2 separate regions of the Homo sapiens genome follow, and region 2 is linked to region 1. Evidence: chromatin loops called from intact Hi-C (ENCODE). Cell type or tissue: heart left ventricle. All regions are shown on one strand. Each heading gives the region's core, and the rest is flanking DNA. Links, peaks and the distances in the headings are about the cores only. Region 1 overlaps MAMLD1 (mastermind like domain containing 1). Region 2 overlaps MTM1 (myotubularin 1).

Region 1 (15,776 bases), core at 6,566-14,565:
CCCTCTTCCCAGAGATAACAACTATCCTGGCTTCCAAGAGCCAACCCTAGAAATAGACCCTAGGCTCTGGCAAGCTTTGTGCTCATCCTAGTGAGATCATGCACGTCACCAATCTCTTTAGGTAGTATTCTGTGCGGATTTCCACAGATGGCTCATCTGTTTTGTGTTGATCCTTATTAGTTTCAATTTTGTCTTTTTAAATATATTTTATGACTTTCTGATTATAAGAGTAATATGTGCTCTTTGTAGTAAACTTGGAAAATGCAGAAAAGTGGAGAGAAAACACAAACCTCATGGCATAATACAATATATAAACATTTAATATATAAATAATCCAGAAACAACTACTGTGTGAACACATTGGAGTGCAGTATTTCAGTCATTTTTTTTTCTATGTAGAAATATATGTTTCACATTACTGGTATCAAGTTGTGTATATACCTTTTCCCTTTATTGTGGAATATAACATTGATGCAGAAAAGTGTGCAAGGCCTATATGTACAGTTTAATAAGGAAGTAAAAAATGGGCCGGGCACGGTGGCTCAAGCCTGTAATCCCAGCACTTTGGGAGGCCAAGGAGGGCGGATCACGAGATCAGAAGTTCGAGACCAGCCTGGCCAAGATGGTGAAACCCAGTCTCTACTAAAAATACAAAAATTAGCTGGTCGTGGTGGTGCCTGCCTGTAATCCCAGCTACTGGGGAGGCTGAGGCAGGAGAACAGCTTGAACCCAGGAGGCGGAGGTTGCAGTGAGCCGAGATCATACCACTGCACTCCAGCCTGGGAGACAGAGCAAGACTCCGTCTCAAAAACAAACAAACAAAAAGAAGTAAAAAATTAAAACCTGCTGTCAACACTGATCAGGTCAAGAAATAGAATATTGACAACCCCCAAGTAGATCCTCATGTGACCTTCCTGATCCAAGATAATTATTCTGCTTTTCTACATAGCTTCATCACTTATTAATAGACTTAAACTTGTAATTGCTTCATTTTCAAAACCTTAGTGGCGGGGCCGGGTACGGTGGCTTACACCTGTAATCCCAGCACTTTGGGAGGCTGAGGCAGGCAGATCGCTTGAGCCCAGAGTTTGAGACCAACCTGGGCAACATGGGGAAACCCTGTCTCTACTAAAAACGCAAAAATTAGCTGGGAGTGGTGGTACAAGCCTGTAGTCCCAGCTACCTGGGAAGCTGAGGTGGCAGGATCACCTGAGCCCGCCAGGGAGGTGGAGGTTTCAGTGAGCCGTGATTGCACTACTGCACTCCAGCCTGGGTGACCAGAGTGATACCCTGCCTCAATACAAAACAAACAAACAAACAAACAAACAAAAACCTTGGCCGGGTGTGGTGGCTCACACCTGTAATCCCAGCACTTTGGGAGACCAAGGTAGGCAGATCACCTGAGGTCAGGAGTTCAAGACCAGCCTGGCCAACATGGCGAAATCCTGTCTCTACTAAAAATACAAAAATTAGCCAGGCATGGTGGCATGTGCCTGTAATCCTAGCTACTCAGGAGGCTGAGGCAGGAGAATCCCTTCAACCTAGGAGGTGAAGGTTGTGGTGAGCTGAGATTGTGCCACTACACTCCAGCCTGGGCGACAGAGTGAGATTCCGTCTCAAAACAAACAAACAAACAAACAAACAAACAACAGCAACAGCAAAAAACCTTAGTGGAAGACACAATCTAAGCATTTAAGGGAAGAGTCCCAGGCCATTAGTAGATGAAGGCTTTCAGAAGAAGAGAGGTTGACCTGTCCTGGTCATTATCTGCCTTCAGCTTCCCGGGAATGTGTAGAGCCCACCACCATCAGGACACTAGCAGAGTTGTGGACATGGTATTGGATATGCAGAAGAAATATGGCCAAAGAGATTGGACTGCCCTCTGTGTTTTGCTTTCAAGCTCACCACAGCCTGCCTCCAGTACCTCCAGTTCCCAGGTGTAGGGCAACACAGAACATCCCTGTGGGGTGAAGTGAGTGGCCTCCACTGATCCGGCCAGCAGGACCAGGAAAGCAGAGCAGGAAATTCACCAGACAAAGGGTCAAGCCAGACCTCTTCCAGGGTGGGGGACAGGCAGATGCCTGGGGACACAGAGTCAGAGAGGGGATTCAGAGATCTGCCTGCTCCTTAACCAGCTTCCAGCCCAACCCCATTACGCTGACCATGTCCCCCCATTCCACTTTACCTCCCAGATCTGGGAACATCTAGAGCTCCTCCTCCTGAGGCTTGGGAAGATTCTGCCGTATAGACCACGATCCTTTCCAGTTTTCTCCTCTGCTGTCTTGTGATTCAGCTTCCTTGGTGCTGTGTAGTCAGTTAATCCTGGTCTATCTGCATTTTAGTTTCATAAATTATGATGCTGTTATCTCCTCTCCTATTCTCTCTATCCTGGTGGGATTTTGTCTTTAAAAACAAAACAAAACACAAACTCTTACTGTAGTTTTAATGAGACTCTGGGAGGAAGAGAATTTAGATGCTTGCATTAAACTGCTGTCTAATTCCAGAAGTCTCCAAAGGAAATCCTGCCACTCCCTTCTTCGGTTGCCCGAACATGACGGTTAGTTGGATGGCTCCCTTGGAAGCCCAAGGTGCCATCAGGGAGATACTGAGAGAATTTGAGGCTGGGAAGGCAGGTGGGGGTTGGGGTGAGGGTTATGTTTTGAATATTGCTTCATATTGAAGCATTTGTAGTATTTGCGGTTAAGAGCCTGGATTTTCATGTAAGTCAACTCCAGGTTCAGCTTCCAGCTCTGCCAGTTACATATGGTGTGACTTTGAGCAAGTTACTTTGCTTTTCTGAACCTTATTTTCCCCACCTGTTAAGTGGGGATCATAATGGTACCCATCTTTCAGGCTTGCCATGGGTATTGAATGTTTCACTTAGTAAACATTTACAGCGTTTCACTCAGTGCCTGGCACATTGTATGTGTTCAATACATGGTAGCTATTGTCATCATCATTATCGTCATCATCATGAGAAAATAGAAACCTTCCAGAAACTGTCAGGGCAACGATTGCCACAGGCCGTTGTTGGCTACTAAAACTCTAGACTCTGGAGAGCCTTGATGCCCTTCCTCTTTTACCCCGTCCCTGATGCTCCCCCAAGTAGCATGATGCCCAGTGGCCCACCAACCTCATTACCCAGCATTGCTGACAACAGGCACAGCCTTGGTCACTGTGAAAATGCCCCACAGCCTCAACCTCAGAAGTGGGAAGTATACTGCAGATTCACTCTATGCCAAGCACTATGGGATATCCACAGGAATGTGCCACAGTGAGGTAACTGCCCAGGGGATAGTAATTCCTTCATTTCTTTATACATTATGGATTCTACCATTTTGTTATTGGGTTATTTTTCCCCTTGTCAAAGTAGCAATTTATCAGTTGAACTTAATTCTCTAATTAAATTTCAAATCTGAGAATTTACATGATGAAGTGAATTTGATTTTGGACCCAGTCAATTTCAGTCAGCCCTAAACATATTTTGAAATGTTAAAGTTAAATTATATACGTTTGTGGAGGAAAAACTCCAGGAAAGCCTAAATTTTTCCAGGTCTTGCTTAGGGGATACCCTGCTCCAAGAAAACTTTTACAAAATGCAAATTTACAGAACAGATCCACCAAATGGGTGGGATTGGTGCTACCCTAGAGTTTTCTGTAGAATTTCTTTTTTAAAAAATTTTTTTCTTTTTTTTCTTTTTTTTTTTTTTTTTTGAGATGGAGTCTCACTTTGTCGCCCAGGCTGGAGTGCAGTGGCGTGATCTTGGCTCATTGCAAACTCCACCTCCTGGGTTCAAGTGATTCTCGTGCCTCAGCCTCCCAAGTAGCTGGGACTACAGGCACGCACCACCATGCCCGGCTAACTTTTTGTATTTTTAGTAGAGACGGGGTTTCACCATGTCAGCCAGGCTGGTCTTGAACTCCTGTCTTCAGGTGATCCACCCACCTCAGCCTCCCAAAATGCTGGGATTACAGGTATGAGCCACTGCGCCCAGCCAGAATTTCTTTAGTGAGATTTATCTACCCCCTCCACCCACCATACCACACGTATCATAACAGAGGTCCCCCAACTTGGAGTTCTCCTCATTTCAAGGTACAGTTATTATAAAAAGAAGAGGACACCTGGGTCTCACAGCAGCCAGCTCTGCGGCCATTGCACAGTAGAACCTCAGTGGCCTTACAAAATATTCTTGCTGTTAGTCTACTTACTGCAATAACAAAAGTTTCACTTGGGCACTTTGATCACACAAAGCTTGGCACAGGCTTTGAAATCAGACAATACCTAGGTTCTAGTCTAGGCTCTGGCACTTAACTAATGGGTGATCATGGGCAGGTCGCTTAACCTTTTTGTGCCTCAGTTTCCTTATCTTTACAATGGGATTATAATAGTACCTCCTTCATAGGATTGTCCTGAGGATTCATTAATTGAAATGACCCTAGGAAAGGGTCAGTGCCTTACACTGAGTAAGTTCTCAGTAAATATTTATAATATCATCATCATCATCAATTATTATTATTATTAATTTACTTTACCAAAACACAGGTCCTGCTGAGCCATGTTGGCCAGACCACACCTAGAACAGCATGTCCAGTTTTAGGCTAATCTGTGTAAAATTCAGTGCCTGGACCATTGAAAGGGGCTCGATATATGGTGGAGGTATTATTGTTAATTAATGCTGCTGCTAACCTTCCTGGAGTGCATACAACATGCCAGGCACTGCATACGTGCTAATTCTATTAGTCCTCTTAACCTTTACCACTCTATGAATAATATACAATTATTAATCCCTTTTGCAGATGAGAAAATTAAGGCACAGAAACGTTAAGTAACTCTCCCACAATTACAAAGCATGGAAGTGGCAAACCCATAATTCAAGTCTAGACTCTCTTTTTCCAGAGCCTGGACTCTTAGCCACCATGCCAAAGAGCTGTGCTGTCCACTGCTGTAGCCAGCAGTCACATGTAACTATTTAAATTAATAAAAAATTTAAAAAACAAGAATTCAGTTCTTCATTTTTACTAGCCACATTTCAAGTGCTACACACTTCATGTGGCCAGTGGCTACCATATTGAACAGCACAGCTCTAGAGCATTCTATTCTTTCTGGGATGATTCAGCATCAACTCAGGAAGTTCTGTTGGATGGTGATGCTTACAGAGATTCTGTTTCTTACAAAATCTCAGACTTCAGTTGTACAGCTTTCTTGCATTGTTATTAATAGATGCATACTTATGATATATTGAAATCCCATTTGCACTTGGCCAAGTAGGGTAATGGCAAGAAAAAAGCCAAGAAGCGTGACTTACATTACGTTTTCCTGTTTCCCCGGTGCATTATTTCAAATTCACAAAGTTGTCTCCTATCACCTCTCTTTGATATGGGGCAGGAGGCATTCATCAACTTGCCCAAAAATCCAGGTTCTTCCACATGTCTGCCTTCACCTCTTTGGGCTATCTGGATAATATTTAGTGCTCTAGCATAGTAACCTCACAAGTGACTTGAACAACGGAGGTTGGCTTCTGAAGTCAGTGAGCCACAGAGGACCTTGGACTCTGAGCATCTTTGACACACTCATCAAGTCTCCAGTTCGCTTTCTTGGGTTTTCTCTGCTCATTTCTGTTACATGGTTAGTAAAGGCCAGGGAAAGAAAAGGTGTTGAGGATCCATTACCTTAATTCCAGAATGATTAAGTCAAGAAACCTACAAGCTCTCAGAAGCCAGTGGAATTAGAGTGCACTACTATAACCTTGCAAATGTGCATATGCCTCCTTCCGAATCACCAGAGTGGAGATTGGGCCAATATCCAATCTCGTCAATAATTTATAAAGCCAGAGCATTCATCCACTTCTTGCAAAGCAGCTGAATATCTATGGGGGTTAGTCATAATCTGAGCTCCTTGCACCAGAGCCATTTGAGCTACAGAATAGCACAGAGTGTCACAGAATAGCCAAAAGTGCAGAGTTATTTCAGTATGAAAGAAGGAGGAGCACCTGACTGCTCCTCGCCATGTGCAGAGGAGGAGCCCATGCATTTCCAAACCCAGGGGTTGCTTGGTTTCTAGCTTGGTTTCTGTCTGTACCCCATCTTGCTATTGTGTGACTTGAGTAAGCCCATCTCCACTTCCTCATCTTATTAGCTAGGAACAATCTATCTCAAATTCACATGTGCACAGAGTTCAGTGCCCAGCACACTAAAGCATGTTCAGTAAATATGTTAGCTGATGTTATTTTCACCATATGATTATGATCACTCTCTGTTCTACTGATGGGTTTTATAAACCCACCAGCATTGAAAAGAGATGAGTAGATGTGCTAAAATGAGAGTAAAGGCTCAGTTTATCATTGGTGTTTATCCCAAAAAAAAGACTAGCACAATGCTCACCAGATTATAATCTCCCAAGTGCCTAGAACATCATGCCAAGCTAGTAACATAGTAAAGTTTATTGAATTTTGCAAGTATTTGCTGAGCCCTTTGCCTGGGCTAGATACTGTCGGGGCACCAGAGGGATTTAGAGATGATTAAGACTTGGCCCAGCAAGAATGTTCAGTCAGCCAAGGGTATTCAGCCACAGGAGCTGGACCTGGAAAGAGAGGCAGAATTTCCAGGGTGGAGGAGCTTCATCTCGAAAGACACACAGAATTCCCAGAGTACAATCATGGAGAAAGGGCATTCCAGGCTTGGCAAACCAAGGAGCACAAGCACAGAGGGCCGACCACACATGGCAGCCTGTCTGGAGAGCTCCAAGGAGATTGGTATGACTGGGGGTACGTGACATTATGGAACGCAAAACCTGGCTGCTGAGAGGGTGGATGTGCTTGCACTTGCATCTCTAGTCTTGGTGCGAGCCATTGGAGGATTTTTCAGGGGAAGGGAAACTGGGCTGACCTGGTTCCAGCAAACTCTCTGACAATCATGAGAAGCCCAGGGTCCAGGGGGATGAGTAAGTGTGACCTCCAGGAAACGGGGCACCACTATCAGACTCTATCTGTCCCATGGCTTACTTCTGTGAGATTCGAAATAGTGTAGACCTTGTCAGTCCATGAGCTAGTAATTATGCCCACCAATTACTGATTTATTTGCCTTTCTGAGATGTGCAGTGATCCCAAGGACAAAGATGGATTTACCTTATGTTTAGAAACTTCTAGAAGTTGAAATGTTCCTAACAACCTTTCCTGTGGAGGTTGTACCTCACACTTAGAGTGTGTGATAAGCAGTTTCTTTTCCTAATTAAATAAAATGGAGAAAAGACACAAGCATCAGCTATAAAGCTCCCAGTCAGTCACAGTCAAGAGACTGAATCTCATCTCTTTTATTTATTTTTTGTGTTAACTGGGGATTGCATTGGTCTGCACAGTGCTTGCTCCCATCCTGCTCCACTTGATTGAGTGGCTCCAGGCCCCCTCTTGATTGCTGCTGAAATAGAACTGCCCACACTGTCGGGGTATCTTCCGCCGCTGGTCATTTCCATGTGCCATCTGCAGTTTTTTCTGCCTGATGGACTACTGAGGCACTGCGTATGTTATGCTGATGGGGGGTCCTGTTTCTTGACCCATCACTAATATCTTGCAAGTCACAGGAAGCTACCAGGGATTCCTGAGCAAAAGCTTAAAATGCTTCAGTTCTCTACAAATAAGCCCCATTCATTGCTTTTAGAGTGTGTTATCATGGAGCAGACAAGTAATCAGAACCTGAGTAATATTTGCATATTGAGGTCTTCAAAACTCCAGTGTGGCTATAAAATGGTATTTAAAGTTATCAAGGAGCTAGGTATGCAGGCAGAAAGAACTGTCCATTGTAGAAAGCAATGCCTCTGCTCATGTCCCAGATAACCTTGCTCCAAGGACAAACTGGAGCTTGATAACATGAAGCTGCAGATGGCCGGTGAGCTCAGCTCTGTACTCACTAACCACCCCATGGGAGGGGCACTGAGCCCTCTATGGTTGGCATAAATCCCATTAGAATGGTAAAGAAATCCTTTTCACAAGTACATAGAAATCGCTTGCTAAGATTTCATGGGTTTTCTTGACTTTGTTGTTTTTGTTTGGGTTTTAGAGGGTGGGCATGAGTCATCTCTAAAACTGTTCAGGTAGTTAGGTTGTCTTCTTATTCCCATTTTTAAGTATTTATAATTTGTTCTTAAAAATTTGTCCGGAGGTCCACACCTCCCCTTGGAAAACCTTGCCTGTACTTTTCTTAATGGCACATTTTAAGTTTCTATGTTTCAAAACTTGCTTATCATATAACATGCTAATGACTAAACACATGCACACCTCCACACCAATGCAAACGACATGTGGGCTTGGGAACGAGGCAAGCCTGGGTTTGCATCCTGCTCTGCCACTAGTGGGCTGTATGATTTTGGGCAACTTAGTTAACCTCTCTGGGCCTCATTGGCCTCATTTGTAAAATAAGGGCAATAATAGTCCCTTTCTCATAGATGGCTATTTATACAGATCGAATAAGACCAAATATTTAAAGAACCTGGGTTAGTGCCTAAAGCACAGCAAATGCTCAATAAATTCAGTGGTGGCAATTTTTATTGTTATTTCAAATATTACATCAAAATATCTACTGAACTATTATCCATTGCAAAGACTTGCCCACAATAGGTGCTTAGTAAGTGTTTATTGCAATAAGTTGAAGTGATTCCAACTATGTAGCTTAGATTTCGGGTATGAGTGTTTCCTTCTCCACTGGGATGTTTGCTAATGGACATAGATGATCACTCACAGCTCAGGTATTAAAAGCAGGAGAGTAGAGGTGTTCCTTCATGTAGAAAGAAGAGCAACTTCTCATCAAGGCAGGCTTCCAGCTGGTCCTTTGGACACCACTGTTGCTAAGCACTTGGTGTGCTCGTCAGGGTACCAGGGCTCTTAGCAGCCACCCATTTGCGTTTTGCAGCTTTTGCTGACATGGATATCAAGTATGAAGTTATTTTAATTGCCTTTGGCTGAAAAAAATGGGTCATATGTTCAATATGTTCAATTCTGGTGAAATCCCTGTCTTCTAAAGCATGATAGAAAGGGGAGGTCCCACCCACACACAAGTCCTAAAATCTTGGGGCCCTAGTGGGGTATAGTTCAACAAGGGCTGCAGCTCAGGACGTGGTTGTTGTGAGATTTACTCGTGACTGTTTGGTTTTGCACTCACCATTTGGTTTTGCAGATTCCTCAGCGTGTTCACACACACATACCTACAAACCAGTTTAGAGTTGTGTGCTCCATTGTGGGGGGTGGTCACTGGGGTGGGGTGGGGTAGGGTGGGATCAGGCTTGGTCAAAGTCATTGCTGATGAACCAGCTATCTGACTTAGCTTTGTTCCCATTTTCAACAAGACAGTGATTTCTCAAGCCAGGGGAGTCTTCACATGAGATCCATGGATGGGTATTAAGTGGTCCAGAAAACCCCCCCAAATTAGATGTAAAATGTTGGTGGGCTGGAAAGGGGGAGACACCATAAGTGCTTTTTCTGTGGAGAGAAACCATAGCTTATAACTGGTTCTCAAAGAAGTCTATGACCCAAGACAAGCTAAGATCACAAAGCTGTTTGGTTTCGTTCCACCAAAGCAGTTGGTGGGTATAACCACAACACCCAGATGACCCAGCTAGACACTCAGGGCAGTGACAAGATCAGTCAGAACCATTTTGTGGCCAAGCAGCTGATGGATTGTTCAATCGGTTGTTGTAGACTCATGTAGACAAAGCCTGCAAGCTTGGGGAAGCCAGGCACCCCCAGGTCAGCCTCGGGCGACAGCCCCCGTCCTGCCAGGCCCTGGGGAGTGAGTCCTTCCTGCCCGGCAGCTCCTTTGCTCATGAGCTGGCCCGAGTCACCTCCTCGTACAGCACCTCAGAGGCAGCGCCCTGGGGCAGCTGGGATCCGAAGGCCTGGAGGCAGGTGCCCGCTCCACTACTGCCTAGCTGCGACGCCACAGGTAAGTCACTTCCCCCTGAGCCTCGCTTTCCTCATCTGTCAACGGGGCACAGTCCCCTGCTCAGCCTGCCCGCCTGCCTCACAGGGTTGTTGGGAGGAACACAGGAGGTGACAGCTCCGAAGGTAAAGCTCTGTCCACCCATGAGGGACTTCTAGTGCTTCCTGGGCCTGCTTGTTCTCTACTTTCTGCCCGGCATTCTTTGGCAAAGGGACAACCCAAGCAAGCAGAGTGCTCCAGGTGCCTCAGCCCCACCTCCAGGGAAATGAGTGGGGGATTGACCAGGGTGCAGCTGCTCTCTCCCTCAGCTGTATGCCTTCCAGTACCCCGTTTCCATACCTACCTGCCTGTCTGTCCCTGAGGCCAGACTGGGAACCTGAGGGGGACAGGGGCTGTGCTTCTGCACCTCCGAAGCCCTGCACCTGATACCTGCCTGCTTGGCACCTAGTGGGTGCTCGGGAACTGCCTCTCCTGCCAGCCATCTGCTGTGGATTCCAAACCCCGCCCAGGACTCCCACACCCTAGAGGCAGGAAGTTGGATTGCCCTGCTGGAGGACTGGCAGTCTGGGTAGTACAGGCAGAAGGAATCCAAAGCAAGCTTGTCCAAGAGGCCTGTGAGTTGGGATCATCCTCTAGATTCTAGAGTCTAGAAGGAATGGCTTGACTTGCCCCCAGAGTCGCATCAGTGGTCATGAGAGCAAGCGGATGGACACCAGCCAGAGGGGACCTTTGCAGAGAATTGCATCTGGTGCATAAAATATCAATGTGCACAGGATGTCTGCACTATCTGCAGAGAAAACTGGAGACATGAACATTTTCTAAGTGATAGTGATCAGAAGATGGTCATTAAGCTGAAAGGGCCTCCCAGGATTCTGGCCTTTAATGGAAATTCGGCTTTGGTATGTACAGCCTTGTTCTCTTTATCCTGCCTGCCCTGGCCTGGAAGAACAAGCAGTGCTTTCCTTTCAAGGGCTATTGATTTCTCTCTCTCTCAGAGTCACAGAGCTCCTCAGCTGTTCACTCTTCAGCTGAAACCAGAGAAATCTTGTCCAGCACAAAGCTGCCAGGGAAACAGAATTAGCAAAACGGACGTCGTCCCCTCAGGATGTCGCTGTTTCCACCCTGGTCTGCCTTGCCTTTCCCTGTCTTTGGAAGCCACAGATGAAAGGATATCAGCTAGCTTGCCTTGAGAATTATTGTCCCTCACCTATTCTCTCTCTTCTCAAGCCAACAGCTTTCACCCAGCAGTGAAGTGGCAGAGCAGATTTGTGGCCCCAAATCTTCTCTAAGAACCTTGGAAATTGGCCCCACCTGAGGGCCTTTGAGGGTCAGGCCTGGCATCCACTAAATCCTCCCTGTCAACACAGCCACTTTGTCAGTCCAGCCTGTGAGTCAGTGCGAGACAGAGGATGCAGGCACCACAGGGGAAGAAGAAAAGCAAGCTGGAAATATATTTGTTTCCTTTGCCCGGGATCATTCCCAGCATCTAAACCAAGTTCTTCCCAGACCGGCCAAGACTGAGGAGGAGTCAGAATAGAGTTTGCAGCAGTCATAGATCATGTGGGAAGACAGAAAACAAAGGGTAAAAAGAATTTCATATACAGATCTCTGCCGTTTGCTTTCAGTGGCATTCATTTTGTGAAGCCCCCAGTGACAGCTTCAGACCAGTTCAAACCTGAGGGCAGCATCATTACCATGGGTGAGGTCTCTAGAAGGGCAAGGAAAGACCCCTAACATAGAAAATGGTGTGGCAGTTTCCAGTTCCCCATTGGGGTCCCATGACTTGACCTTAGGTTTCTGCCAGCACCTGCCCACCCTCCATCCCTTCACCCTACTGGGTGGTCATTAGAACATTATCTGCTTTGATTGATTTACTTGTGTCCATAAGAGTAGAGACACACGGTGTTATCCCCATGCCCGGAACAGAGCCTGGCCCATAGTAGACCCATGACCATGTTTGTTAACTGAGTGACAGAGGGACTGACTGGACTGTCATGTAAGCAATACCTTCCCGTCAGGGTCTTGGGAAGGTAGGTTCAGGGGCCCCAGAGTTACTGTGGCCCGTATCCCTCTGGCTGCATTCTGGGCAACGCAAAAGGGCAGGTGTTCAGTGGGTTCCACCCCAGATCTCGGCGTTAACAGTCCACTGGGAGAAGTGGCCCAATTCGTGCTCATTACTCCCAGTGGTCCTGCCTCCCTGCAGGCATTCTGGAGAAGCTGAGTCACAGGCTCTGAGAGTTAGGGGGAACTTAGGAAACAATCAAAACTTGCCTGCCATTCATTTTAGGAAGCCGTTGTAGTTTCTGAGGGACGACTAAAGGGAATTTTTTCCTAAAAGCATCCATCCGTCCTCCAACTAGGCTTCAGATAGCAGTGTGTATGTTGTCACTATCTATGGGCCATGGCCAGTCAGAGCCCACGGGTCTCAGGGGGCTCCACCCATGTGGGGGTGGGGGTCCCCACAACTCAGATCTTGAATGTGTGGTGGTCCCATGCAGTATACTATCTTCCTGTCATTGCAAAGGGAAAGTCAGAAGGGTGAACGAGTTGTTTCTAATTCTGGCTTCCAAACAGTACAAAAGAAGGTTTTTTTCCTTGTGGAATACACTAGTGCTCAACCTTTGGGACAGATAGCTGAGCACCTTCTGCTGTGTGGCAGGCTGGCTCTCTGTGGGGGCACTCATGGAGCAGTGTCTGCTGGAAAAGGAGACAGGAGTTCCCTAGCATGGAGGGGTAGATAATCTCCCCGCTCCCTCCCCTCTTCTGTCCTCCCTTCCCCTTCTCCCTCCTCCTCTACCCTCCCCTTTTTCCTCTCCCCTCCCCTTCCTCCTCCTCCTCTTCCTTCTCTTCCTCTTCTTTATTCTCTCTCCCTCTCAGTCTCCCCTTCCCTCCCTTCCTTCCTCCCTTCCTCCACATTCTTTATAAAACAAGGCTTTGGATCCATTCACTGCCATCCCCCAGAAGTCTTGTCATTTGAATTCTTGTCTGAGTCAGGATGCTCTCCTCCAAGGGCTCATAGGGCAAGGAACTTCAGCCCGAATCCGGCTAAAATCCAGGAACATTTTGTGGGCATCTGTCTCAGTCCCCGAATCGTTTGTCCTCTGCCTTTCCCCCGTTGGAGTCCTTTTGCCTGCTTAAGTGGTTGAATTGGTAATGAGATCATTCTTCCCATGCAGTGGTGAGAAAGCAGCACTCAGGTGATTGCACCTGGGTAAACAGGAGACATTAGCATGTGGTAGCTGGTGAGTGAAGCTGGTGCAGTGCCTGGCGTGGGCTCAGTTGTGCCAGCAGGCAGTGGTGGAGTTTGGGCTCTTTCCCCTCTCTCCTGCCCAGCACACAACCCCCAGGGACAGGTGGGGGCTTTACAGCTCCCTGGCGTCAGCCTAAAGCTTCTAGAAAGGCATCCCCAGGACTTCCAAGGTTGCCATCTTGGCTGAGACTGTCTGTGAATGTGGTCCCTTGTCTGACAGTGGGGGCTGGGAGGGGTGTGACAGAGGAAGAGCTGGGCCTTAGTTCTCTGGGGGTCACCATGAGAGAAGCACACCTGGGCTTGCATAGAACTCAGTGCTGCTTGTCAGTGTCACCTGGCACAACAGGACGTAGTGCCACAGTTGCAGCCCTAGAAAATTTGACGACCCCTTCATAGCTTTGTTTATAAAAGGCCACACGGCCTAGGCTGTCCTTCATAAGAGAGCAGAAAGCGAGTGTCCCAGTCACTAAGCAGCAACTTTCAGGCACGGTTTCCTCCTGGTCACTGAAACCATTTGTCATTTCCTGTTTTCTCCATTTTCCAACGATTCTAATTGTCAGTGTCAAAAGGCAACAACTGTTTTCTTGGGGCTTATCTTTGGAGCACATTGATTCAGAACAAAGGATGGGAGCCTCCATCTGCAAAACAAAGGAAGCAGCCTCCTCGGGAGGCCTGGAGAGAATGCTCTGGCTCCTTTGGCCAGGGACAGCAGGACCAGCATAGGAGCAGAGGACTGGCGGTGCCTCTGGACACTGCCGTAAGGTGAAGAGACCATGGAGGACCGTCGCTTGCTGGTGGCACCCCAGACTTGAAGATCCTGCAGAGCTGGCCACCGGCACCCAGGCTGGGTGTCAGCAGCGCTGTGTGGCCTTGGCAGTTTCCATAGTGATAGGCTGGCCAGCTTTTCCATTAGACTCCGGGGTCCTCTGGAATGTGTGCTTCCCGGGATGAAGACGCCCCAGCACCCGCTGAAGCCTGCCCTGCCCCGGCGTGGCCTTTCCTTTTGTCTGGCACGCCCCTGGGCTTGGCTTTCTCTTTCCGTCCCTCCCTTCGGACTTTACCGCACTTCCCCTGCTGTTTCCTTAGTCACACTCTCCAGCCTCCATCTGCCCCTGCCCCTGAACCCCTACCTCTGTACAACTGTGTTATTTGATGAAACTAATGCAGCAACCGGTGGGGATGGAGTTAAGGACCGTTTAGACCTAGCCAGCCACGCAGGAATCTGTCCCCAGAAGCAGCGGAAGCACCTGGTCTGCAGTTAGGAGATACTGTACTTCTTAGCCGTGTCACCTTGGGCAAGTCATTTAACCTCTCTGAGCCTCTGCTGTCACATCAGTAAGCTGGGGACTGTAGATCTTCTGCCCTGATGTCCTGAGACTGGTACAAGAAGAGCCAAAGCGAAAGGACTGCCTTCAGAAATGGCTGCCAACCCTGACCATCTCAGGCAGATCCGGATGGTGTGGCCTTGGGCAGTGGTCATGTGACCCCCATGCTCCTCAGTGTCCACATGGGGTGTTGCTAGATGACATAAAATAATGGGTGAGACGTGCTCAGTATAATGAGAGCTTGAGAAGGCAGATCCCACCCCCCATCCCCACCCCCACCCCTTGCCGCCTTGCCAATGCTTTGGCAGGGAGAGGGCAGCTCCATAGGGCAGCTGAGAAACAGCCCCTCACTGCCCACACGGCAGCTCCAGTGGAGGGGGAGGCAGGGACCAGGACAGGAAGCAGGCTAAGGGCGGGATAGAAAAGCAAACCCCAGTCTGGTGGAATCGCTTCTGGTGTAGTCTTCCCGGTGCCATGTGTTTGTCCTCTCTGCCTTGGCAGGAACCAAGGCCAGGAACTGCTGCCAGGCCTGAGAGCCGGGCACAGTCCCAAGCACTGGGTCGCTACCCCGCCCCACTCCCACCAGCCCCACTGAGTGCAGAGAAGGGTTCCCAGAAGCCCTTTGCTGGAAAAGCAGGCACTGCACGGGCAGCCCGTGTTGTAGAGGCAAGTCCTCTGGCATCTTCGGGGGGACACAGACCAGAAAGTGGACTTGGAGCTTGTGCTCCCAGACAGAGCTGCCTTGGTGGTTGAGAAGGGGAGAGAGATGGCAGCAGTTGAGCAGAGATGGCCGGGCTCCCCTCACTGTGTGGGGTGAGGCTTCAAGCACTGGACTGGGAGTCAGACCTGGATCCGAGTCACAACCTGACACCAACTGGCTGAGGGTCTCAGAGCAAGTCATGCCTTTTCTGGGTCTGGGGGCCTTCATGTTATTCCCTCCTGGCTATGTTCTTCCCCTTTGCTCCTTGAGCCGATCCCAGACTGAGTGCTGAAACTGCGGCCTTGAAACTTGGCTCGCTCCTCCCCCTGCCCACCCAGCCAGCTTTCAGATGGAGACAGGAAGCTCCTCCCAATTGCCTATGCTGCAACTAGTCAGGAGAAGGGCGGGAGGTTGGCAGTAAGTGTTTGGCTACTCCCAGTGTTGGAGACTGTGTCCACCTGACCATGTGATCATCTGGCCGTTCATGCCAGGACCACCAGGAACAAGCCTCAGTCCTCTTCTCAATGTCCTTTCCCTATGACAGCCCTGCAGAGGCTAGGTATCCACCACTACA
Region 2 (15,776 bases), core at 4,013-12,012, 91 kb after region 1:
GAGGACGTCTCAAGGTATGTTTCATTTTTTTGCATCCTAGGTGGCCTACAATCCAAGCTACTTTAATGCAAAAAATCAGAATAAATTTATAGTAAATCCTGTGTTTACTGGCACTCCAGGTACAGAACTCTGTGAATGGTTCTCATTGGGGGTGACGCTCCCCCTAGAGGCCAAATTGGAAATGGGGGCATGTTTTGGTTATGGTGTAATTCATTGAAAAATACATTATTTTATTATAAATCACTGTCCTTTTATTTCTCCTTTATATTGGAGTTAGTACAGTATATTGATTTTGTATCATGTTTAGATTGAGGATATCCATGGTTTTCATTTCAGCCTAGCAAAGGGGACTTTACAGAAATTTGTTTTATAAAAAGGGAGTTTCGGGTCTGATGGTATTGAGCACCACTGCCAAAGAGATTTGGCATCTTTTTGAAAACAGACTTCTAAGTAAGGACAACTACCTTAGAAAGACCTGGAATTCTGAACGGAGAGGCTGCTTGTTCTCTGACAAACTTTAGAAGTCAAGTTTTAAGTCTCAGTATGTTTCCATAAGCAGCATCTTTCCAGAGAAAGAGCATGATTGAACTTAACGTAAATGCCAACACAGAGTCATAAACCACATTAAAGGCTCATCAAAAGACAAAAGCTGCATACCTTTGTCACTGTTTTGTTTGTATACAGAAAAGTTCAGAAAAACCACTCAGGGCCATTGATCTCAACTCAGGTGACGATGGGAAATAGAGCTCTCCGTGGTGTTTACAGTTTGCTTGCAAAGGCCCTATGAGGCAGAGATCAAAATTATTTTCTAGTTCTGCTGCTTTTAGATTCTTAACATAAGCGTTAAAATGGCATGCATTTTTTAATGTTTTTAGTTAATGTGTGCTTCAGGTTTGTGTATTGTTGTTTTTCATATTCAACAGAAAAGGAAAAACAGTTCCTTAGTCTGGAAAAAGGGCGCGGTGAAAGAGGTTTTTGTATCTGCCTCCACAGATTCAACTGACCAATCCCAGCCCCCTGTACTGGGACGGCTGTACCTTAATTTGAAATGTTCATGGAAAAGTCTATAAGGGAAGATAGCATTACTCAAATTATTTTCAGTGCAAATCGTTTCAAAGGGGTACAAGTTAACCCTGCAGTTAACTACATAACAGTATATACACTTAAATTTGCTGCCCAGAACCACCCTGCCTGGACCATCCTGATCAGCCAAGGCCTTGTCGTACCATTTCAAACATGAGTTTGTATGAACTTGTGGCTTAAGTGAAATATTACACTGCCAACAACTGTTATGTTCCTTGGCCAATCCTTAATTGCCCAGTTCATTCACTCATTTAACAAATACCTGTTAAGTATCTTTTGGGTGCCAGGCACTGTTACAGGTGCTGTAAATAAATAAAACATAAAATTCTTGGGGCTTAGAGGCCCCAAAGGTTGGTTGGCTAGGTGAGTTGAGTTCTCTTAACTATGTTTCTTAGTCTCAAGCTGTTCTACTGAGATTGGGACCAGTCACGTGCAACCTGGTTTCCTTCCAGAGACCACTTAGAAGCACTTTTCTGTAGGTAGAAGGGACTCTGCAATGCAGGGAGACCTAGGCTAGAGTTGTCCCTGCCAGTAAGTCACTCCAGGACCTTGTCACACACCCTCTAGGCCCCCCGCATCTCCTCTGTAATAGGAGAGGGTTGGGCTTAAATCATCTCAAAGGTTATTTTGGGGGATCAAAAGTGATAGAAGTCTACCTCTGGTTAGAATGCTGTAGTTAACATATATATACGGAATCAACTTTTAATTTTTGCTTTAAAGCCAAGGTAGCCAAAAATCAACATTTTTTTGTTTGTTTTTTAAATAAAAAGGATAAAAAAACTTGATTGTTAGGGCTTTGGGATGAAATACTCTGTAACCAAAAGGGTAGCTGATTTTTGTAGACTTCACTATAGCTTCTAATTATCATCCAACTGCCTTTACACTAACATAGTCATTTTATACACGAAGATATGGATGAGCTTTCTTTGCTTGGTAAGTTAGAGACAGCCCAGGGCTTGTACACACCTGTCTAGTACATTTTCCAAAGTACTACACTGCTTTCCATTTTCCTATTAGAGTCATTATTGTCTTTTTTTTTTTTTTTTTAAGCAAAAAGCACTTTATAACTGAGTGGCTGCTAGCCATGCGCTATCCCTGTATTAGTTAACTTTTCTCCTAGTATTTCCAAGGTCAGGACTAATTTGTAGAATTGGCTAAGACATTGGCATTCACTAGCTATCCTTTTGTGCTCATAAAAATTAAAAATTTTAAAAATACTAGTAATTTGTTAACAGATACACTGTGTGGTTCCAAGCCCTGCATGAATGTATTAATTCATTTGTTTCACCTAATAATGTTGATGTAAAATGGGGGTAATAGCAACCAAAGCCCAGAGAAGTTAAATAACCTACTCAAGGTCAAATGGTGAGTTGCAGAGTTGGAATTTGAATGTAGTCAGCTGCAACATTTGTGCACACCAGCATGATGCTGTTCCAGCTTCTATAATCTTCAGGGATCAATCAAAACCATTCAACAAAGAGAGGCTCACTGATGAGATTTTAAAGTAAGCCTCATTGTGGAACTGGCACATGTTATCTGGACCTTTGGATTTCTCGGATGTATACTTGATCCAACTATTAACAGTAGTAGTAGTGTCTGGTGTTCCTCTAAAAATTAGAGCTTTAGACATAAAGACTGCATATTGTTCGGTTTCATTTATATGAAATTCCCAAAGTGGGCAAATTTATAGGGATAGCAAATTCGTGGTTGCTGGAGGATTGGGAGTGGTGGGTGACTGCTAATGGGTATGGGGTGGGGTTTCTCTTTGGGATGATAAAAGTGTTCTAAAATTGATTGTGGTGATGGGTGGCACAACTTTGGATATACTAAAAACCTTTAAATTGTACACTTGAAAAGGGTGAACTGTATGGTATGTGAGTTGTAGTAAAACAGTTAAATGAAGGGAAAATGAGGGATTTCGTCCTTTATATTCATTTTAAATTGAAATTTTTTCATGAAAATCAGAAATAGCAGGAAGACTCATCATTCTTTTATGGCCCATGAATAAACAGGGTGGTGACGTTGACTGAGTTGACTGTACAACCAGGATTTTAGATTTTTTCTACTGACTTGATAGTAAGAATTTAACTTTTTGTTTTAAAATGTTGACTTACATTAGTGAAGCATTTTAAATATTAAAGTATCTATACTAAAAGGTAGTTTTATATCTGTTACTGAAGAAAATCTGCCCCTAATATATAGTCTTGTTTTGTCAATAGAAAAATTTCAGAGCAGATACATCTGACTTGCTCCATAGTTCATCTCATCCATTCTGCTATCTCTGAGAATAATGGGTTATTTTGCTTGGACATGAACTTAAGGTTAGAAAGGTTTTTCAAAGCATATTTTACGATTTTGTCTGAATTTAATTCATTTTAGTGTTATTCATTAATCTTTTTAAAAAGTTACTTTTAATTTTGCATTGTGCTACCTGTAGGTAGTTTCAGCTCTTCTAAGTTGAGTATCTCTTTCTATAAAGACGTATTTTGCTCTAATTGTTAATTTTCAAGCATCAGTGGTAGTTGCCTAGTTCCAGTGTTCTGGGATTTGGTGAACTAGTATACATGTTTGCCCCATCATGACATTTCACAGTATTGTATATTTGCCGCATAATCATTCACCAGATAGTTGTGAGTTCCAGTGTGCGCCAGGATACAGCCACGAACCAGACAGACACAAGCCTTGGCCTTGTAGTGTTGAACTCTCACGGGGGAATCCTGACAGTCCTAACCTTGTAAGATGGCCCCTATCTGGCCATCTCCCCACCTCTTCATCCTGGTGGCTGTCTTTTTCTGTGACTTCGTCACCTTTCTTGACTATTTCTTAAGGACAGTAGCCAGTACTGTGAAGCTGTTAAATCCCACTAGATTTTGTGCCAAGGTGTGTTAACCCATTTATGCCTAGTGTTCCACTATTGGAACGCTAAGCTTGTGGGAGTTATTTACATCCTGCTGCTCAAGGTCATCACCAAGGTCTGATTTTTCACAAAAATAATTTGCAACCTCCGGCATAAATGGGTTAATGTTCTCCATTGCTGGATTTTGTTAGTGTGTCTGGTTGCTCTTAATACAGCCTGGCAAAAAGATATTTATAAATATCCACAGTCACCTTGTTGAATTGGATGTGGTTTACCTCCCGCTGACTTTATATGTATCTATCTGTGTCCTAAACTTTGATAAAATAACCAAAGCATTACTTAGTGTTCTGTTGTTGCTGTAATCTTCTTAAGTCTAAATAAATCCTTGCGTTAAAATGGTATTTGTGTATGTTCTGAATAGAATGCTTTCATTTATGCCTGAATTGTGATGAATATGCATTATTTAAATGAAGTATATACTTTCCCTAGAAAATACTGATTAAATCAAATCTTACCAATTTGATTTCAGTCAAATCCATGCCACTCTAAACTGCCATCATTTGGAGAAAACAAAATTCTTAATAGAGAAAATAGTGTGAGTTAAATTGTCCATTCTTTTTTCATTCTGCTCGGCTGCCTCTAAATTATCTTTAAAAAATAAGGAGTATGGAAATTTGAGGCCTGTTGCACAATTAATAAACATTAAGTTTTTTTAGATGGCAATTAGAGCACTACGAATTAAAATTCCTGGAATGTGTATGGCGTCTTCTGCTGAGCTCCCCCTTGTGCATTTAGCTCCCCTTGTCTGTTCTCCCCTAGTCCCCTGCACCTTTATTGGAGCTCTCACATACTGCCTGTGCTCTGGTTCATCGTTTGTATGTCTTATTACCACTGGGGCCTAGTATGGAAATAGAACCTGTAAAGTAGTACCGTTTGCTCTCAGTTGCCATATTTAAGTCTCAGATGTCACATATGTTTGAAATTGCATACAAATTCAGTTGATATTGAATGTTGTGTTTCTTGGTAGAGTTTCCAGGATGGCTTCTGCATCAACTTCTAAATATAATTCACACTCCTTGGAGAATGAGTCTATTAAGAGGGTAAGTTGAATTTTCAGATTTATCTGTCTCTTTCCTTGCATTTATTTTGATATTTGAATATTAGGTCATTTTGGGCTGGCCTATTGAATTATGAATTTTATTATTCATTCACATATAAATACATTTATACATGTGGTTTCTTTATTGTCTCACCTTGTTCTAGAAAAGCTTTTTTTTTTTTTTGGAGACAGAGTCTCGCTCCGTAGCCCAGGTTGGAGTGCAGTGGCAAGATCTCAGCTCACTGCAACCTCCGCCTCCCAGATTCAAGTGATTCTCCTGCCTCAGCCTCCCTAGTAGCTGGGATTACAGGCGTGTGCTACCACACCCGGCTAATTTTTGTATTTTTAGTAGAGACGGGGTTTCGCCATGTTGGCCAGGCTTGTCTTGAACTCCTGACCTCAGGTGATCCACTTGCCTCGGCCTCCCAAAGTGCTGGGATTTACAGGAGTGAGCTACCACGCCGGCCCAGAAAAGCTTTTAGATACAATACCTTATATGTGTTAAGTGAGTTTTACATTTGTAAATCCTTTCACATAACTTCATTTTTGAAAACCTCTGTCTCGTGAAATTACTGCTAGACCTCATGTTTAAGGTACTAGGCAATCCTCCACCTGGAAAGGTTGCTGAAGGACATACTGGAAGGCTAAGGCCTGCTGAGCAGGCTGCTACGCCTTCCTAATTATTGGCATTATTTTCTAATTATGATAAAATTGTTGCATAACCAAAACAAATACAACTTTAACAGAAAATGGTTCAAGGTATCCAGGGGGAGATTGTGTAATTAGAGGGAGATTTTGGAATGTGCATTCAAAGGAAGGGATTAATTTAAAATAAGCTTTATTCATGGCCCTTTAAGGCCCTAAGATTATCCACCAGAAAGGCTAATTTATACTCCCACCAGGTGGATAGAGATGCCTAAGCAATCAGAAGGGAGCAAAAGGTGATCTTTTCATTGGTATTTCTTGATTACTAATGAGGTTAACCTTTTTTAAAAAAGTGTGTTTATGGTCAGGTGAGGTGGCTCATGCTTGTAATCCTAGCACTTTAGGAGGCCAAGGTGGGAGGATCACTTGAGCTCAAGAGTTCGAGACTGGCCTAGGCAACATAGTGAAACCCTGTCTCTACCAAAGATACAAAAAATTAGCCGAGTGTGATGGCGTGCGCCCATAGTTCCAACTACTCAGGAGGCTGAGGTGGGAGATTGTTTGAGCCTGGGAGGCAGAGGTTGCAGTGAGCCGAGATCTCACCACTGCACTCCAGCCTGGGCGACAGAGTGAGATCCTGTCTCAAATAAGTAAATAAAAGTGTGTTTGTTATTAGTTTGCATTTCTCTTGTGAAGTGATTGTTCATGTCCTTTATTTGGCTTTTGGGGATTTTGAGGGGAGTTCTTATTGATTATGTGTTCCGTGTGTGTGTGTATATGTGTATGTGTGTGTATAATTTTTTTTTGAGACAGAGTCTAACTCTGTCCCTCAGGCTGGAGTGCAGTGGTGCAATCCTGGCTCACTGCAACCTCTGCCTCTTGGGTTCAAGTGATTCTCGTGCCTCAGCCTCCCGAGTAGCTGGGATTACAGGTGTGCACCATCACACCTGGCTAATTTTTGTATTTTTAGTAGAGTTGGGGTTTCACCATGTTGGCCATGCTGGTCTTGAACTCCTGGCCTCAAGCTATCCACCTGCCTTAGCCTCCCAAATTGCTGGGATTACAGGCATGGACCACCACACCTGGCTTGTTCCTTATATTTTGATAATCAGCTCTATAATATGTTACAAGTCTTCTTCCTGATTTATTGTTGGCCTTTTAATTGTATTTATGGTATTTTGATTTTGAAATACTGAAGTTTAAAGTTTTTATGTGATCACATATATCAATCTATATTTTCTGTTTTGGGTGCCTACAAGGACCATCCTCATCTCCAAGATTATATGTTTTTATTGTATTTAAGTATTTTTATGTTACCAGAATCAGTTCTAAACACAGGAGTAATTTCAAGAATGTAACTATAAATCCTTTGTGTAATGCTGCTCTGGTATAATGTATAGCCTATGTTAATCCCATGTTATCCTGTTTTAATCAGACATTCACTTCCCTTATTTTGTGGTTGACCTAGAACTGTGGTATTTAAAAGGTATACTGAGTATTGCATTTGCTCGTTATGCCTGTTTTTAGTTAGTGAGAGGGAGTGTTAAAGGGTGATAATTTCTTTCCTCTCTTACAATTTATATAAGGTGTGTGGTTTTGCTTCTCATTGAGGAAGGCATTCCTGGCTGAGAACAGTTTGTCTTGCCCAGCTGGTTAAAATGTTTAGCTTGCAAGTACTAGAAAATTTTTTAAATTGGCTAGGAATTTTCATTCTTGCCTCTGAATGAAAAAAAAAAACATTAAAGATTCAGCATAACACCCCTCTTTGACAGCTTATATCTCACCTGAATATACAATTCACATTTCTCTTGTTTCATAATAATTCTCTCCATTTGCATAGCCTCTGATAATTTACAGAAGTGTGCACAGTAGCTCACACCTGTAATCCCAGCACTTTGGAAGGTCAAGGCAGGCAGATCACTTGAGGCCAGGAGTTCAAGACCAGCCTGGCCAACATGGTGAAACCCCGTCTCTACTCAAAATGCAAAAATTAGCTGGGCGTGGTGGCACACACCTGTAGTCCCAGCTACTCAGGAGACCGAGGCATGAGAATCTCTTGAACCTGGGAGCTGGGAGGCAGACGTTGCAGTAAGCCAAGATTGCACCACTGTTGCCTGGCAACAGAGCAAGACTGTCTCAAAAAATAAAAGTGTGCTTGTATATATATTTTTTCACTTAATACTCACAAAACTGCTCTAACGGAAGCATGAGTAACTTCACTTATGAAATGATTGCAGTGTGATTTTGGACAACAAATAGAAAAAAATGAAATACTGCTGAAAAAAACTTTTTGCCCAAACAGATGTTAGTGATGTGCCTCAAATGTCATCAGACTAGCACCTGCAACACATCTTCGTATTAATCCACTAGGGCAGCTGAATAACCTGAAAGACAATGGGTAGCTATGGCAAATTAGGCTCTGCGAACTCGCCTGCAGGTTGTAGTGGTTAATATTACTGTGCCCACCTAGCAGAGCTGTGGAAGTGATTGAATGAGGCACATGCTTGGGAATACCTCTAAAGCCAGGAAGCCTAGAGAAATAGTAAAGTGATGTGAAGAATTTGTACAAATGGCTCCTAAGACTTTTGCCAGCTCAAAAGTTCTCTGACAGACCACTCTTACCTCTTATTAGGACAGGGATCTTAGTAAATGTGAGGAAGTAAAAAGAGAGGAAGGGTCTTAGTGAAATAGGAAACGCAATAGGTAATCAATGATTTTCGGGCATTGTAATAGGATTCTGGCTAATGGCTGTGCTGTTATTCAGTTAAGCCTCTGTGGAATTGAAGTTTTCCTTCCTACTCTTCCCAAAAGATGGCTGAATATGAAAAAAAGAAAGCTGCTACAGTGTATGTGTATCTATAGAACACACTTAATGTTTACTTTTTATCACTTTCCCGAAAGCTGTTAACTTTAAAGTGCTTGGAAATGTAGTTTAAAAATTAATATTATTGAAAAGCATGCTAGCATTATTTAATACTAGAAGTTGACACATCTAATTAATGTTGGTGCCAGATTGTAACTTTTTTGTTTGAATTTTTGTGCCAGTTTTCCCAAATGCTAAATCTCTAATGCTTTTTCTTTAAAAAACATATTTCTAGTGGCTTGTATTCCTAGTTGCTTAAAAACAGTGTGTAAATGTAACGTCATTACTTCTGATGCATCTGTTTTGTTTCTAGACGTCTCGAGATGGAGTCAATCGAGATCTCACTGAGGCTGTTCCTCGACTTCCAGGAGAAACACTAATCACTGGTAAGGACCTGCTGACATAAGATTTGCATAACTTGAGGAGAAGTCTGGCAGGATCAGGTGGCTTCAGTCCCGCTTACTCTTTAGCAGTCAGGCTTAGACAAATAGGCTACCTTTGTTTAGAAGCGTTAACACAGAACTCTCTGCATCCCTTTCTTGATTAAAGAGTTCTTTTGAGAGCTTCATGCTCACAAGGGTAGTGATATTCTTGTGTCTGTACCAAAGACTGAGAATGATTTAGGGGAAAAAAATGTGGATTATCTCTTGAAAGTCTCTCATTGGAGCCATAAGCTCTCATGGTTTAAGGTTTTAAGAGCAAAATGATTTCCAGTCAATGATGCATGCTTTAAAATGATAAACTTAAAGGCTTGAAGGCTTAATCATTCTCCTCTTTGAAATATAGGAGAACATATTGCTTTAAAATATCTTTCATTCGTCAGAAAATGGAAGTTAGTATTTAGGTAATATTTTGATGTTATTTTTCATGATAAACGTATACTAAAAGGAAGGGATCAACTTTGGAAGGGCTAGATCACTACGGCTTAAGAATATAGAAGCATCTGACAGCTTCTAAGCCAAGTGCTAATGTTCTGGGCAAATTTTATATGTGGATTAACACCCTCCTTTCAGACTTCAATGTATTTGAAGCAGATGTGATGACCATTGTTCCAGGGAACCTTTTGATTAATTCAGATCTGGGTTGTTTAGCTTAAATGGCTAAAACCTCGTGCTAATTAGATGGCGGGCCTAAGCGAGGTACCTTTGGGAATTAGCCATACACCATGAGAAATTCTCTTCTGAGTCCACAAACTTGCACACATTCTAGTCTTGAAATGGAGACCAGTGGGATGTGTTCATCCCAATTTCTGGATAAGAGCAAAGAAGATATTTTACTTTTGATCGTCTTCATATATGAAGTTTTGGTGGTAGGTATCAGCGCCTGAACCTTAACCCAGGTGGTAACTAATGGAACTAGCATAAAGTAGCTTTATTAAGTATTTTTTATTTAGAACTTGAAGAGAAAGGGATTTCAAAATCATTACGAGTCATTAACACATTCAAGGACATCCCTGAAAGATGAGAGGCATATTTCTATTATAATTAATTATTCTGATTTAGCTTCTCCTTATGTTTATTCTACCAAAGATGTACTATTCTTTCGGCCACCTGTTTTATATCACTTCAGTGTTTGAAATGAACCTAGCCAAACTCTATTCTAGACTATTAAAAAGAAAAAGGTTTGGTGCGGTGGCTCACACCTGTAATCCCAGCACTTTGAGAGGCCAAAGTAGGAGGATCACTTGAGGCCAGGAATTGGAGACCAGCCTGGGCAACACAGCAAAACTTCATCTTTACTAAAAATTAAAAAACGAGCTGGGTGCAGTGGCGCATACCCATAGTCCCAGCTACTCAGGAGGCTGAGGTGGGAGGATTGCTTGAGCCTGAGAGGTTGAGGCTGCAGTGAGCCATGATTGTGCCACTGAACTCCAGCTTGGGCAATAGAGCAAGACCCTATCTCAAAAACAAAAAAAGACAGAATAAACTGGAAAGATTTCTACTGCTGACATTTATTTATTAAAAACATGATTATGTTTCTGTGGTTAGAGATTGGTAGCCTCATCTCTCAGTCTAGTGGTTAGTCCGTGAGACTGTCCCAGGTGAGTTGCCGTCCTCTGGCTGAAGTAGCTCAAATAGTTACCTTTACAACCACCTTAGGGTAGCAGCAGCAGTATTCTCATTCACTTCTATTGTCACCTTGCCCCAGGTAGTGACAGCATTGTGGGAAAGCTCAGGGAAGCACTGTTAGTGCCTGGAGGTGGTGTGGCCCCACTAGTTCTCCCACTACCCCAACTCAACCCAGCACGGTAATGTAGAAACATTGCCAGTGCTTGCTTTCAGCCTTTTCAGTAATTTTTAAAATTGTAGTTATTCTTAGCTGAATAGTTTATATTAAATTAGTGCCATTTGTTGTGTATCTTGGTATCTATTTCCATTATTTTAGGGTACTTTTTTTATCTTAATAGACAAAGAAGTTATTTACATATGTCCTTTCAATGGCCCCATTAAGGGAAGAGTTTACATCACAAATTATCGTCTTTATTTAAGAAGTTTGGAAACGGTAAGTAGAATATAAGACCATAAAGATGACCCTAACTGTTAAAGATAATGCTAAATTGTTTCTCTTCTACTTTGCAAGATTGACTGTGGGTCAAATTAACATGGGGTATATTTGCTTCTCAACTCTTAATTTTTTGCTTATGCAAAACTCATTTAACACTAACACTTGTATATGTAAGGAACAGGGTCAATTAAAAAAAGTCTTATCCCTCATAATGGTGGGGGAGGGGTTAGTAATTGTAACCATTTGCTAGTTTGGAGAAGTTAGGTGTAGAACAGTGGTTCTTTGCCAGAAGCACATATGAAACCCACTTATGGAGCTTAACAACACAGTATCCATAAAAGTTAAAAATAAAAAAATACAGATGTCCTGGATAGACTGCATCAGAATATCCAGACCTGTGGTCCTGGCACAGTTATATTTTCTAAAATATCACAGAGGAAGATAGTGATGTGAATTTCTGGGTGAAGCCCAGCATTCTAGAACTTTTCCAGGTGTTCAATGATAAAGCACCAGGTAGCAGTGTAGAACTAGGATGACTATGGTATGGCTTACTGCCACTCTACCTTTTCAATCCCTGACCATGAAAGGTTTGTCACAGCATTTTGAGGAATGTTCCATCACTAGGACAATAACATGGAAAAGAGATGCCCCAGAAAGGGAAGAGAGAGTGAGTAGCTGCTGTGGCTGTCACTGAAGGACTTCCAGTGGATGTGGTGGGTTGTCATTGCCCAGGTCAGCCTGAAGGGGAGGTATATTTTGATAGGATGTGAATGGGGAAAGAGGTCCAGGGTTCACAGAGAGTAGCCCATCAGCAGCTTCTACACAGGTGACCTTGAGGCTGTCGGGGAAATGTAGCTTTTTTATTGCTTTTACCCCACCATTTTTTAGGACAGTTCTAATCTAGATTAGTTTGTATCTTTTAATCTTTTTTTCTTTTATGGTGTTCATTATTATGTCTGAATTCTGAAAAAATGCTGTTTATTATCCCCATTGCCTTAGCTGTGGGAGCCCACTTTTATAGCTGCCCCAACTTCTGGAATCTCCTCTGGCACAGTGCTTGTAGGGACATGTACATGGATCAGGCCACAGGGCATTTTATTTATGTGACTCTGTTCAAACTTTTAAGTAAGAGTGGAGATGAGTGAATGTTCTAGATTTCCAGAATGGGAAAGAAGATTCTGAAAATTAACAACAGCGAGCTGCATGTTCACCCTTGGCAACAATTGGCAAAAATTCTACAAATAATCATTTTAAACATGATTTTTAAGTCCTTAGAAAAGAAACCAACCATTGGGAGTGTTATTGACACATTGTCTTGATGGAACCAAGGCCATATGACAGACTCCGGTAAAGACACCTGGGCCAAATGGTGGCAGTACACTTAGGTGGAGTTACAGCCTATGGATTTCAGGCTTAATGCTAGGAAGGGTGGTCGCTAACATCTTGCTGTGTAGGGCCCTTCCTTTCCAGCATTTCTGATGCAATGCAGAGGAGCACATAGAAGACATGCATTTCCAATGTATGAAAAACCCCATACTAGCCAATGTGTGCTAGGTGATGGGATCAGGGTTTGAAATGATCTTAACTTGGTAGGATATTGGAGCAAAACTAATAATATAAAATTGATATAGATAACAATTACTCAGTTGTTATCAGTAAAGGATAGGAGGTCTGTCTTAACGGATCCAAGCTTATTTGAACCAGTAATTGGATATGACTGATTAAAAAGTTAATATTCCCCTAGGCTGAGTTAACAGAAGTATAACATAATTGCCAGACAAAATGTAACAATAGCCCCATCTGAAGTGTTGTATTCCAAGCCAGATGCCAAGTTTTAAGAGGGACATTAACAAACTGAAGAGAGTTCAGACACAGATAACCAGGTTAGTGAAGGGACTGCAGTTGGAGCAGTGATCAAAATAAATGCTGATCTTGTCTGAAGAAAAGATGACTAAAAAGGGACATGATGGACCCATCTTTGAATATTTGAAGTGCCTTTCTGTGGAGCAGGGATTCGATTTATTCTGTATAGCTCCCAAGGGTCAAATTAGGATAGATTGAAAGATTTTATGCTAATATATGTGAGAATTATCAAAAGTTGCAATTAAACATTATGGTCCCTTTTGCTGCTTGTACTCTTGGCTTTTTGACTCACCCTGTGTAGCCAGTTCCACCTTATGCTGTCACTGATGATGAACTGGGGAAGTTATTCAAACTGATGATATGACAAGGTTGTGTATGTAGTGTGACCTCAACTACGAAAAACAAAAATTATCTGTAGAAAAGAGGCTGGAAAGAAGTACACCAAAGGTTTCAGTATTTGGGCTATCTGAAGAAAGGGATTATGCATGTCTTGTCTTCTTCCTTTCACTTGTCAATATTTTTCAAAAACCCAGAATGAACATGTATTACTTTTACAATTGGAAGAATTCTCAGCAAGTTTTATTTTTGTTTGTATATGATGCCCTAGAGGATGGAGTTAGTGCTGAGTGGGTGAATAAAATGCCTGTCTGACACTGACTACTAACTTATTTCTTCTTCCACTAAGTTTTACATAAACATTTTGAGCAATTGGCCACAACATTTAGTCCAAGTATAAAAGCAAGCAGCTGACAGCAGAAAACATCATATAAAGAATGCCATTTAAATGGTTATACAGGAGTCTAAAAACATAGTCATCATAGTGTTTCTTCAATTAAAGTCCTAAGCAAGAACATTAACTGTGGATTCTGCTGCAAACTGAAAAAAATTTTGTTGCATGTTTGACAAAAAGCTGTCATCTCACTGGCGTTTTGAAGTGGACACCTGTTTGTTTCAGGTATGTAAACACTGCAGTAGGAGTGATGAGTCCAGATGTGTGTGGTCTGATTCTGGAGTCAGCTCTGCTATTTTGTAAGGAGTCAAGGGCAGATTCCCTGCCTCCTGTTGCCCAGAGAAGTAGAGAAACAGTGTCCATGTCCTGAGATTGCCACAGTGGCCTGCTTCTACCTAGCCCTCCTTGCCTGGTCTGCCCCTGCATTCTGGCCCACGCCCCGTCTCCAGCGTGTTCGTCCTTAGAGTGAGGCCGACCAGCTTATTTCTCAGTTCCAAAACTATCATCGGTTCCCTGTTGCCCACAGAGTGAAATCCATTCTCTTGGTATGGCCTAAAAGTCCTTCTGACTCCTCCAACCTTGACTCACATCACTTCTTCCCAAGTGCATTGTTCTCAAACTACGCAGAGCCTTTCCTTCTCCCATCATGCATGTGCCATTCTCACGGAACCTGGATGCCCTTTCTCCACCCCTTTCAGAAGCTGCTAGTCATCCTTCAGAACCTACCTCAAGAGCCACACCCTCTCTGGAGTCTTCCCCAGCTTCTCTTGAAGGAATCATTCCTTCTTTGTGTCCCTGCAGCCTTTTCTTCATGCCTCTGTGTTATTAACACATTGCTATGAAACCTTCCCTGGCCCTTTAGCTAAACTTTTAATATGTCTTTTCTGTGTTTAATTTTTCTCTTGAGTGCTTGTCACTGTGTCCTATGTTATATATTTCACTGATTCATCTTGTTTGTTGTCTCTCTAAGGACAAGGATGCTTGTCTGTCTATTCACTGATGTTCTTTCAGTTCTTGGGAAGGAGTCTGGCACATTGAAGATGCTAAGTCAGTGTGTGTTGAATGAATGGATTCTGTCATATTTATTTGCTGCTATGTCTGTGGTCTTATCAAATGCTGAGTCCATTTGGTCCTTCATGCCTAGCTAGTACAGTGTCCTGGTAGACAGTAATACACAGTAAAAGTGTATTGAGTGAACTTGGGAGGAAATGGGCTCCTAAGTTGTTAGTGCTGCTCAGAGGGCAAAGGCCTAGTCACTGTGGTTTGACCACAGTATGGCTCCTGCTACATTGTGGCATCTTGAATACTAACATTGCTTCTGGATTTGAGAAATCCCATAGCTACCTTTTGGCCTTGAGGGTACTAAGGAATTTGGCTTTGGGTTAATGTTGTGACTATAGTAGGGCCTACTGTAGGTAGGTGATACCCTGTAATCTGGTAGACTACCATGAGTAAGACTGCTTTCAGGATTCCTTCCAGGAGCACTTTGTGTTTAGGTGCTCTAGTGCATGAGAAAGATACCTTAACCCTCGTTCATTCAGGCATTCATGTCTTCATTCCAGAAACATTCACTGAGCACCATGGTGAATTTAATACTGTGCAAGGTGCATAATACTATACCCTGAGGCCTGCATAACCTCATAGGATATAGAGTTGAGTAATTGTGGTATAATATGACAAAGCCTACAGTGGTATGCATAGTGCTGTGAGAAGGAAGAAGACGTACAAGGGAAAAGACGATTATGCCAGTGTAGCAAGTCATAGAATGCTTTATAGAGGAGATGATACTTGAACCAACTCTTGAAGAATGGTAACAATTTTCTGGACAGGAAGGAAAAAGGAGCATATCAGGTAGAGAGTTACCGTGTCTATATGGTACTTTTCTGTATCGCATGTATAACAATATGGAAAAGCACCATTTGTTATGAAGATGGTTGAATGATCGGTTGGAGCTGGAACATTGGGGGTTGATGGAGGAGTGGGGAACAGAAGAGGATGAGGCTGGAAGAAGAGCCAGCAGCCTTAAGAGTCTCATAAGTCACAGTTAAGCAGTATGCAAGTTACACAGACAATGACATATCCAATGTGATTTCAGGAAGAGAACTCCAGCTGCAGTGTGTGTGTGATGGGT

Evidence for each region. Peaks named below come from ENCODE experiments on the same cell type or tissue, not always from the same donor. Only the 100,000 strongest peaks of a DNase experiment are listed, where the experiment ranks them.
Region 2: it touches region 1 in a loop (2.4-fold over the local background); 3 of 110 quality-filtered maps call a loop at or near these places.

What each region holds. Positions count from the first base shown.
Region 1 is chrX:150,493,588-150,509,363 of GRCh38, forward strand. It overlaps MAMLD1 (mastermind like domain containing 1), which reads left to right. Exons shown (of 8, transcript NM_005491.5): 6 at 9,687-9,930. LOC124905223 (a long non-coding RNA gene) reads left to right here. Exons shown (of 2, transcript XR_007068346.1): 2 at 1-5,827. Among named protein-coding and RNA genes, the nearest start is that of MTM1, 67 kb to the right of the region's middle. In heart left ventricle, for the core only: a CTCF peak has its summit at 11,048; no DNase peak of the experiment used is centred there; H3K27ac peaks cover 3,228 bases.
Region 2 is chrX:150,587,638-150,603,413 of GRCh38, forward strand. It overlaps MTM1 (myotubularin 1), which reads left to right. Exons shown (of 15, transcript NM_000252.3): 2 at 4,968-5,040; 3 at 8,861-8,933; 4 at 10,955-11,049. The coding sequence starts at 4,978. Among named protein-coding and RNA genes, the nearest start is that of MTM1, 27 kb to the left of the region's middle. In heart left ventricle, for the core only: no CTCF peak of the experiment used is centred there; no DNase peak of the experiment used is centred there.